3 separate regions of the Homo sapiens genome follow, and regions 1 and 3 are each linked to region 2. A link is a loop called in an ENCODE intact Hi-C map of the cell type or tissue named here. Cell type or tissue: PC-9. All regions are shown on one strand.

What was found. Peaks named below come from ENCODE experiments on the same cell type or tissue, not always from the same donor. Only the 100,000 strongest peaks of a DNase experiment are listed, where the experiment ranks them.
Region 1: a loop joins it to region 2, with 8 times the contacts of the local background. A loop is called at or near these places in 109 of 110 quality-filtered maps.
Region 3: it touches region 2 in a loop (9-fold over the local background); 54 of 110 quality-filtered maps call a loop at or near these places.

The regions. Positions count from the first base shown.
Region 1 is chr1:89,803,589-89,806,088 of GRCh38, reverse strand. No RefSeq gene overlaps it. Among named protein-coding and RNA genes, the nearest start is that of LRRC8D, 16 kb to the left of the region's middle. In PC-9, CTCF peaks have their summits at 1,057 and 1,256 (motif pointing left); a DNase peak (open chromatin) is centred at 1,248.
Region 2 is chr1:89,986,447-89,988,946 of GRCh38, reverse strand. It overlaps LOC105378847 (a long non-coding RNA gene), which reads right to left. Exons shown (of 3, transcript XR_001738142.2): 3 at 2,129-2,500. It also overlaps the pseudogene RN7SKP272. Among named protein-coding and RNA genes, the nearest start is that of ZNF326, 7.4 kb to the left of the region's middle. In PC-9, CTCF peaks have their summits at 1,350 and 1,557 (motif pointing right); a DNase peak (open chromatin) is centred at 1,576; H3K27ac peaks cover 1,026 bases.
Region 3 is chr1:89,842,166-89,844,665 of GRCh38, reverse strand. LRRC8D (leucine rich repeat containing 8 VRAC subunit D) reads right to left here. Exons shown (of 3, transcript NM_001134479.2): 2 at 884-1,028. Among named protein-coding and RNA genes, the nearest start is that of LRRC8D-DT, 22 kb to the right of the region's middle. RefSeq lists silencers at 1,059-1,278, 1,802-2,096. In PC-9, CTCF peaks have their summits at 1,039 and 1,238 (motif pointing left); DNase peaks (open chromatin) are centred at 1,005 and 1,455; H3K4me3 peaks cover 2,059 bases; H3K27ac peaks cover 2,500 bases.

The DNA.
Region 1 (2,500 bases), 180 kb after region 2:
CATGAAGTGGGGTGGGAGCTACACAGGTAAAGGGCATGGGGAGAGAGTTATGGTGTAGGTGAAGAGAAGTGCCTGGGAACTGCCAACACAATGGGGATCTGATGGCTATGAAAGGGAAGAATAGGAAAGAACAGAAAATGAGGTCTCTGCCCTCTAAGAGCTTCCACCCTTCAGAAACAAAATGTATAGAAGTGTGGCAGCTTGAGAAAATGTTTCAAGTAGTAGTAACAAATGGCAAATCATATCATTAGAAGAATGCAACAAGAAGTATTTTGCCAAGATGAGGTTCACAGACTACCTATGTCAGAATCAGCCAAGATCCTTGTTAAATATGCAAGGATACGATCCTAGACTTTGAGAATCATAATTTCTTAGGGTAAGTTCTGAATATCTTCAAGTTTGACAAGCACCCTTGGTGATTCTGATGCCTATTAAGGTTTGAGAACCATTGTCAGCCAGTATTTATCTGGCACCTACTATGGTTCAAGAAGTCCCTACAGTCAGGATCAGAGAGGAGAGGTGTAAGGGCCACAGGAGGTGTCAATGCAGACCCTATGGCATGAAGGTTAGGTGGTCTCAGAGGAGGAGGAAGAAAAGAGGATGTTTCTAGTAAGTGAGGTTGGAATAAAGTCATTTAAGAGAATCCAGAATGAAATATTTATGGACAAAAAAAAAATTACTGTGCTGGCTAGAATGGAAGGACAAGGTTGTGGAATAACAGTTTATTTATTTATTTATTTATTTTGGAATAACAGTTTTAACTAAAGAAATTCTAAGGAATTCTGCAATTGAAAGGCATTTATTAGACAATAGGATGTTATTACATACTCTTCAGTAATCAAAGCCTTATTGCTTTGAAAATGCTATTGGTAGGAGTTAATAGTACACTACTTTTGCATTTATGACCCTGGGCACATCACTTAATTTCACTGAACCTTGATTTCTTAACCTATAAAGTGGAGATTAATAATACCTACTTTTCAAGGTTGTGAGGATTTAATGGTATCCACATGAAAATCCTATTCTGGACTAATGCTATATTAAAACAAAAACAAAACCAAAACCAAAATACAGAGACCCACACAGACACAGCCATTTTCATTGCCCATCCTGTGGCTTGTGACATCGGATCCATTGATAATACTGTATCTTTTTACTGTTTATTTCTTCTCTTCTTGGCTTCCCTTTTTGGTCTCCAGCTGCTCCAGGAGGCTTCCTGCTTGTGTAGCCAGCCTTCTCACGGAGCGCCCTCTAGTGTCAGATGCTGTAATGACTCATTCTGTCTGCACAGTTCAAGTTTCTAATGCAAGACACACTGTGCTTTGAAGGCTCTTGTAGCCTACATAAAAACATCTTTAATAGCAAGTTACACATCAACACCGAGGAAAAATTACTTTATGACTTTACAGGCATAATATTAATGACTTATGAACAAATTTATTATTGAAACAAAATCTTTTGGTAAATACTGTGCAGGTTGAGGATAGAACTCAGGAACCAATGATGCTTCATCCTGAAGCTTCCTCTTTCATGATTCCAAAGCAACTGGCAAAATGTTTCCCTCAAATGCTTTTTAATGATGATGATTTTGCTTACAAATTTCTTCTTCTTCTTCTTCTTTTTTTTTTTTTGAAAGAGTGGCAAATATTGAGAGTCTGATTTCTGGGGCCAGTTCTGTTATTGGATAATTGGGTGACCTTGGTTAAGGAATGCCCCCATTCTGGATCTTAGTTTCTGAAAATTAAAAATGAGATCTGTAGACTCCATGATCACTCAAGTCTCTTCCAGCACATGGTTCTTTGCTTATATGCAGAGGTGGTGAGAGGAACGGATCTCACACTGGGACAGGAGTCAGAAGACCTACATTTTTATTGGTGTTCCAATATTTACTAGTTCTGGAAACTTGGTCAATCATTTAACCTGTCTGGGCCTTAGTTTCTTCATCTGCAAAATGGGAAAGAGGCCTTTTCGGCCTTATTCACAGAATTATTAAGAGATTCGAGAAAAGATACTGTTCACAAAATACTTTGAAAATTACAAAGTGCTATAGAAAATGCAAGGTTCAAAAATAAAGACCTTGGCCCACTGCAGTGGCTCATGCCTGTGATAATCCCAGCACTCTGGGATGCCGAAGCGGGCAGATCAGCTGAGGTCAGGAGTTCAAGACCATCCTGGCCAACATGGTGAAACCCTGTCTCTACTAAATATACAAAAATTAGTTGGGCATGGTGGCACATGCCTGTAGTTCCAGCTGCTGAGGAGGCTGAGGCAGGAGAATTGCTTGAACTGGGGAGGCAGAGGTTGCAGTGAGCCGAGATCACGCCATTGTACTCCAGCCTGGGTGACAGAGCGAGACTCTGTCTCAAAATAAAATAAAGACCCCTTCCAGTCATCTTTTTACAAATGATGCACGGAAATTAAGGGCTTTAAACACAGACTTATGTCAGTTTTATTCCTAGTCCCACCAGTTAGTGGCTTCTGTAAATTTAGGTAAATCTAA
Region 2 (2,500 bases):
GCATTGAATGAAATGTTATTTTATACACGGGAAGATGTCTCTCCCTGGTTTTAATATAGAACTACAAAAAGATGCAAGTGTCTCTAAAAGCTGAAAGGAATAGCAATATAAATTACAATTAACCTTTATTAAGGCCTATATGTTCATAAATGTTCCGAAGCACTTTACAGGTGTTAACTCATTTTATCTGCTCAACAATGCTATGATTGTAGGTATTATAATCATCCTTAATTTATCAATGAGGAAACTGACCCAGAAAAGTAAAGATTTGTTCAAAGTCACAAAGCTAATGAAGTGTAGCACCAAGATTCAAACCCAGTCAGCCTGGCTCCAGGGCTTAAGCTTGCATCTCTGTCATTTTGATGTACCTACTGTGCTCTACTGAGGAATTCTGATGGATACTTTACAAGCCCATTTCTTTACAATAAGGTAGGTTATACCCTTTCCCAAACAAGGAAAACTGAAGAGAAGTTAAGTAACTCACTCAAGACCATACAACCAGCAATTGCTGGCTTCATATTTATGATAAATATTGTTTAGTCATGCTTAGGTCTATTGGTGTATGGAGCCAACCTTGTAGAGCCAATACCATCATCAGAGTCCTCAGGTTTGAAAAAAAAGACTTTGCTAATCTATAGAGGATTTTTATATAATTGTGCATAATGCGGTCAAACAGAACTATTAATACATATAAGGTAACTATGTAAGTGATCAAATGCTTTGTCCTATGCTCCAGGTCTTCCTCAGATTAAAAAAAAAAAACTGGTTCATTTTATATGAATTTCTTTTCCCAGAAAGCAAGGTAAAGTTCCAAATACAAAGTGCTTTCAAAATGTAATTGATACCTTCCTTCATTGGTTACATATTATATAAAGTACACTTTTCTGGAAAATGAAGTATATTCCCTTATAGGAACTCAGTTACAACTCTGAATTATTGCCATTCATTTTATCTTACTTTTGTGTTACACTCCATCATAAATTTTAATTTACCAAGTATATTGACAGCAAGCTGGCTGTGACATGTCAACCCCACTGATTGCCAGAACTGATTTGCTGGATCTGCCCTGTTAAGATGGTGTCCCATTTCTTCCTGGCTCTGCCACATGTGTTTTTCCAAAATCTGGACACTTTACTGGAGAGGATGATTTCTCTAGATGGAGAAAGACCATGGTCTACAGAGAATCAAGTTCTTCTGCTGGAATACTCAAGGCATGTTGAGTAGGTTCCCCTGCCTGACTGTGTCTCTCCCAGTAGTTAAGATAATGAGCCACTTGAAGGTGGAGATTTCATCTTTGTGTCTCCAGCCTCCTAGCACCATACCTGGCATGTGTTAGATTTTTTAAAATGTTTCTTGAATGAAAAAAAAGGAAACAGACACACAGCCGGCTCCTGTATTCATATAGCTTCAATTCTACATGAAGGCAACACCTATAAATAAAAATACAGACACAGAACATTCAAACATGCATGGACACAATCTAAACCCCCTTCTTTAGAGTCCTTACACAGTTTACAAACGGAAAAGGCACCATCCTAGAATAGCCAGTAGAGGGCATCACACACCAAATGTAGTCAGAATGTGGCTACAGAAATTGAGTTCAAGTTCTAGTTCCTGCTGATCTGAAGGATTCTAAATGGACACCAAAGCAGAGAATATTGTTGGCCTGTGCTCTGCAAGTACCTGTATTTCTATTTTGGTGTAATCACGGATAGAAATGTTCCTGTTTGCCTCATTTCATTTTCAGAGATGACTTTTAAAGCATGAAACAGTGAAAAATGCTTATTATAATGGCAAATTTGAAAAGCAAGATACAAAACTGCTTAGGTCTATTGGTGTATGGAGCCAATATGAAATCTGATAACTGCTATGTCAATAAATTTTCTTAAAAGACAAAGCAAACCTGGCATGATGGTGTGTGCCCAGCTATCCTACTTGGGAAGCTAAGGCGGGAGGATCGCTTGAGTCTGTGAGCTCGAGGTTGTAGTGAACTGTGAATGCGCAGCTGCACTCCAGCCTGGATAACAGAGTGAGACCCTGTCTCAAAAAAAAAAAAAAGAAAGAAAAGAAAAGAAAAAGAAAAGACAAAGCATTGAAATAAAATGGAAAGAAGAAACATGAACAGTGATTCTCTTTGTGATGACTTTTTAGATATACATGCATTTTTATTTTTCTGTATCCTCCAAATTTCTTGAGCACTTTGATAATGTAAAATATATATTTGGCACAAAACAAGATTTAATATTTATTAATGGGTAGCGTTTATGAAAAGTTCTCTGTAGCCACATATTGTGTTTCATTCTTTTTGGAGATATAGTTATTGATGGTGGGTGTGGGGAACCTCTATTGGCCATTTAAGTCCGTGGTTCTTGATAGTGGCTCTTCATTGGAATCACCCAGGGCACATCTCCATCGCCAAACTCAGGCCTCACTTCAGGGATTCTGATTTGATGATGAACCTAAAACTATCAACAATGTTTATTTTCAAGACACTTAGGAG
Region 3 (2,500 bases), 140 kb after region 2:
TTATTCTCCTATGAACATTTGAGATGGAACACGATGTGGAAGTGAAAGTATAATCTACCTGGTGAATTTGAGAAAAGTCACTCTCAATTTTACTTTGATGACAAATGGAATTAATAAAGATGCCTGGCTCATATGTTAAAGTACCTTCTGTCTCAGCGAGGAGGCCTGGCTCAGAAACCACAGTGGAGTTAACAAGCCAGACACCAGACTAAACATCTCAGAACTCGCTGCTGTGCCTCATTCCTGGTCCCTACCTTTCCGGTGTGTGCCTGCATCATTAATTCCCTCTGTTTGGCATGGCCTGGCTTTCCCAAAACAGAAACCAAGGAACCGGGGTCCTCTGTTTCAGCAGCTGAAGAGCTGATTTCTGAGCATGGACACTAAGATTCTTTTCTCCTGTCCACCTTACACTTCACCCACAACTCATCTTCTTCCTCTTCCCTACGTCCCAACCCCTTACCCTCCCACCACCCTGCCTCCCAGGACATTTATGTGTATGACCCCAGACCAGTAAGGGAGGAACAAAGAGCTGCTGCTTCAGGCAGCAGCAGCTGGAGGAGAGGGTGGAGAGGGCAGCTGGGGACTCCAGGAAGACTCCCCGAGCACTGGCAGCTCCAGCGCAGCCCGGGGCAGTCCAGCCTGGAAAGCGCCCTAGTGGAGTCCTCGCAGGCGGCTCCGCAGCGCACGCCCAGGGCCTTCCGCCGGCCCGAACCCAGGGCGGCAGCAGCCAGAGTTTGGCAGAGACCCCGGGTGAGAAGCCAGTGGTGGGGGGCGGGCAAGTGAAGCTGCAGCACAGAGCTGGAGATGCAGATCCGACACTAGCAGTGCTCCGTGCCGCAGACTTCCCGACCCGCTCCCTGGACCCAGACCCGACCCCGCGCACCTGGACCAAGCGGCCACCCTGTTCTCTCAGGGCGCTCTCTGGGGACGCGGCTTGGGCGAGCTCCGGAGGCTGGAACCACGGCGACAGGAGACTTCACTCCTCCATCCTGAGACCCGGCAGCACGTTATAGACAGCCGTGCACTTCCTGTTTGAAAACACAGGGGAGAGAAAGAGCTAGAGAGATCCAAGTGTCGGCAGCGGGGAGGAAGGAGTGCAGGGCGGCGGGGAGGCAAGACCAGGGGGTCACCGCTTGCATAACTGCCATGGTGGGCACCCAGCGCTCCCCTGGCCGTGGCGACCCCGCCGCACCGGCTGCCCGCGTGGTGCCGAGGTGGCGCGGCCTCGGCCCGGGCCCCCCCTGCTGGTGGCCTCGCTGCCAGCCACCCGCCCGCCCGCTCGCTCACAGCCCTTCCGTTTGCAGCTGCTGCTCGGGTTCTCCCCTCCCCACAAGTACCTAGATCAATGGACTCCACGCTTCCTCCGCCGGTGCCCAGTGTGATCGGCCTTCTTTTTCTTCCTTTCTTCACCCTCCCAACCCCCACCCCTACCCCCCAGAAAATAATTACCTCGGGGAAGGTGTAAAGACAAGACTGAGCCTTTGCAGGGGAGTAGGGGCTGGATTTATGCAAATTTTTAAAGTTCATAGCCACATCCCAGTATATCCACTACAGCTCAGCAGCTGTGAGAGATTCAAGATGGGAAATTACTTGTCTTGTGCCTCGCTGGCTCAAAAGAGAAAGCGTGCACACAGCTGCCAACACAGAGCAGCCAGGAACTGCAAAACAGTAACAACAACAAAACTACATAGTATCCTCGGTTCCTCCTAGGGTCTCTACTCAGATCAACCTGTCAACCTCATCCTCACAGTCTACCAACATTTATATATACCAATTCCACATGGAGCATAATCGCATGGTGCATTCTTCCAGAAAATGATTCCGTAGTTCTCTGTGCTATGTAATCACAGAGAAGTTCCATAGTCCTGGGATTACATTCATTCATTTTGTTGAACTCTGACTTAAGTGGACTTCAGTACAGTGTTAAAAAGAGTACACAGATGGCTTAAGAATCTGCTGTATGTAGAGTGTGCTGGCTATGGGGATTCGCATTTGTAACCTGCCTGCCCTTACATGCACAGTCTACCAGGTTAAAAAGCGCTTACAGGACTGTCTCTTGACAAACGGCTCCTTTTATTATCAAGCTGTTGGCATTCATGGTTCCATACTCAAAATGGAGAATGTAATACAAACAATAATCATTCTACATATGAAGCTCAGTTTTGACTGAAGCAGAAAGGAACGGATAGATATTAAGCTCCTACTCAGTGCTAGACAACATCTCATTTTAAATCCCTCTTGGCCTTAATATTTTCCAACAGATCTGCAAAAGTCATATTCCCAAGTGAGGAAACAGGGTCAGAGAAATTAAAAAACTGTTCCCATGGCTCTGGCAGAAAGTGGTCAAATGGAGAACTGAATACAGGTCTTTCCTGATTATAAAATCTGTACCATTTCCCCTACACTGCGAATTCCTACAATGATCACAAATTCTTTTTTTTTTTTTTTTTTCTGAGACAGAGTCTCGCTCTGTCGCCCAGGCTGGAGTGCAGTGGCGTGA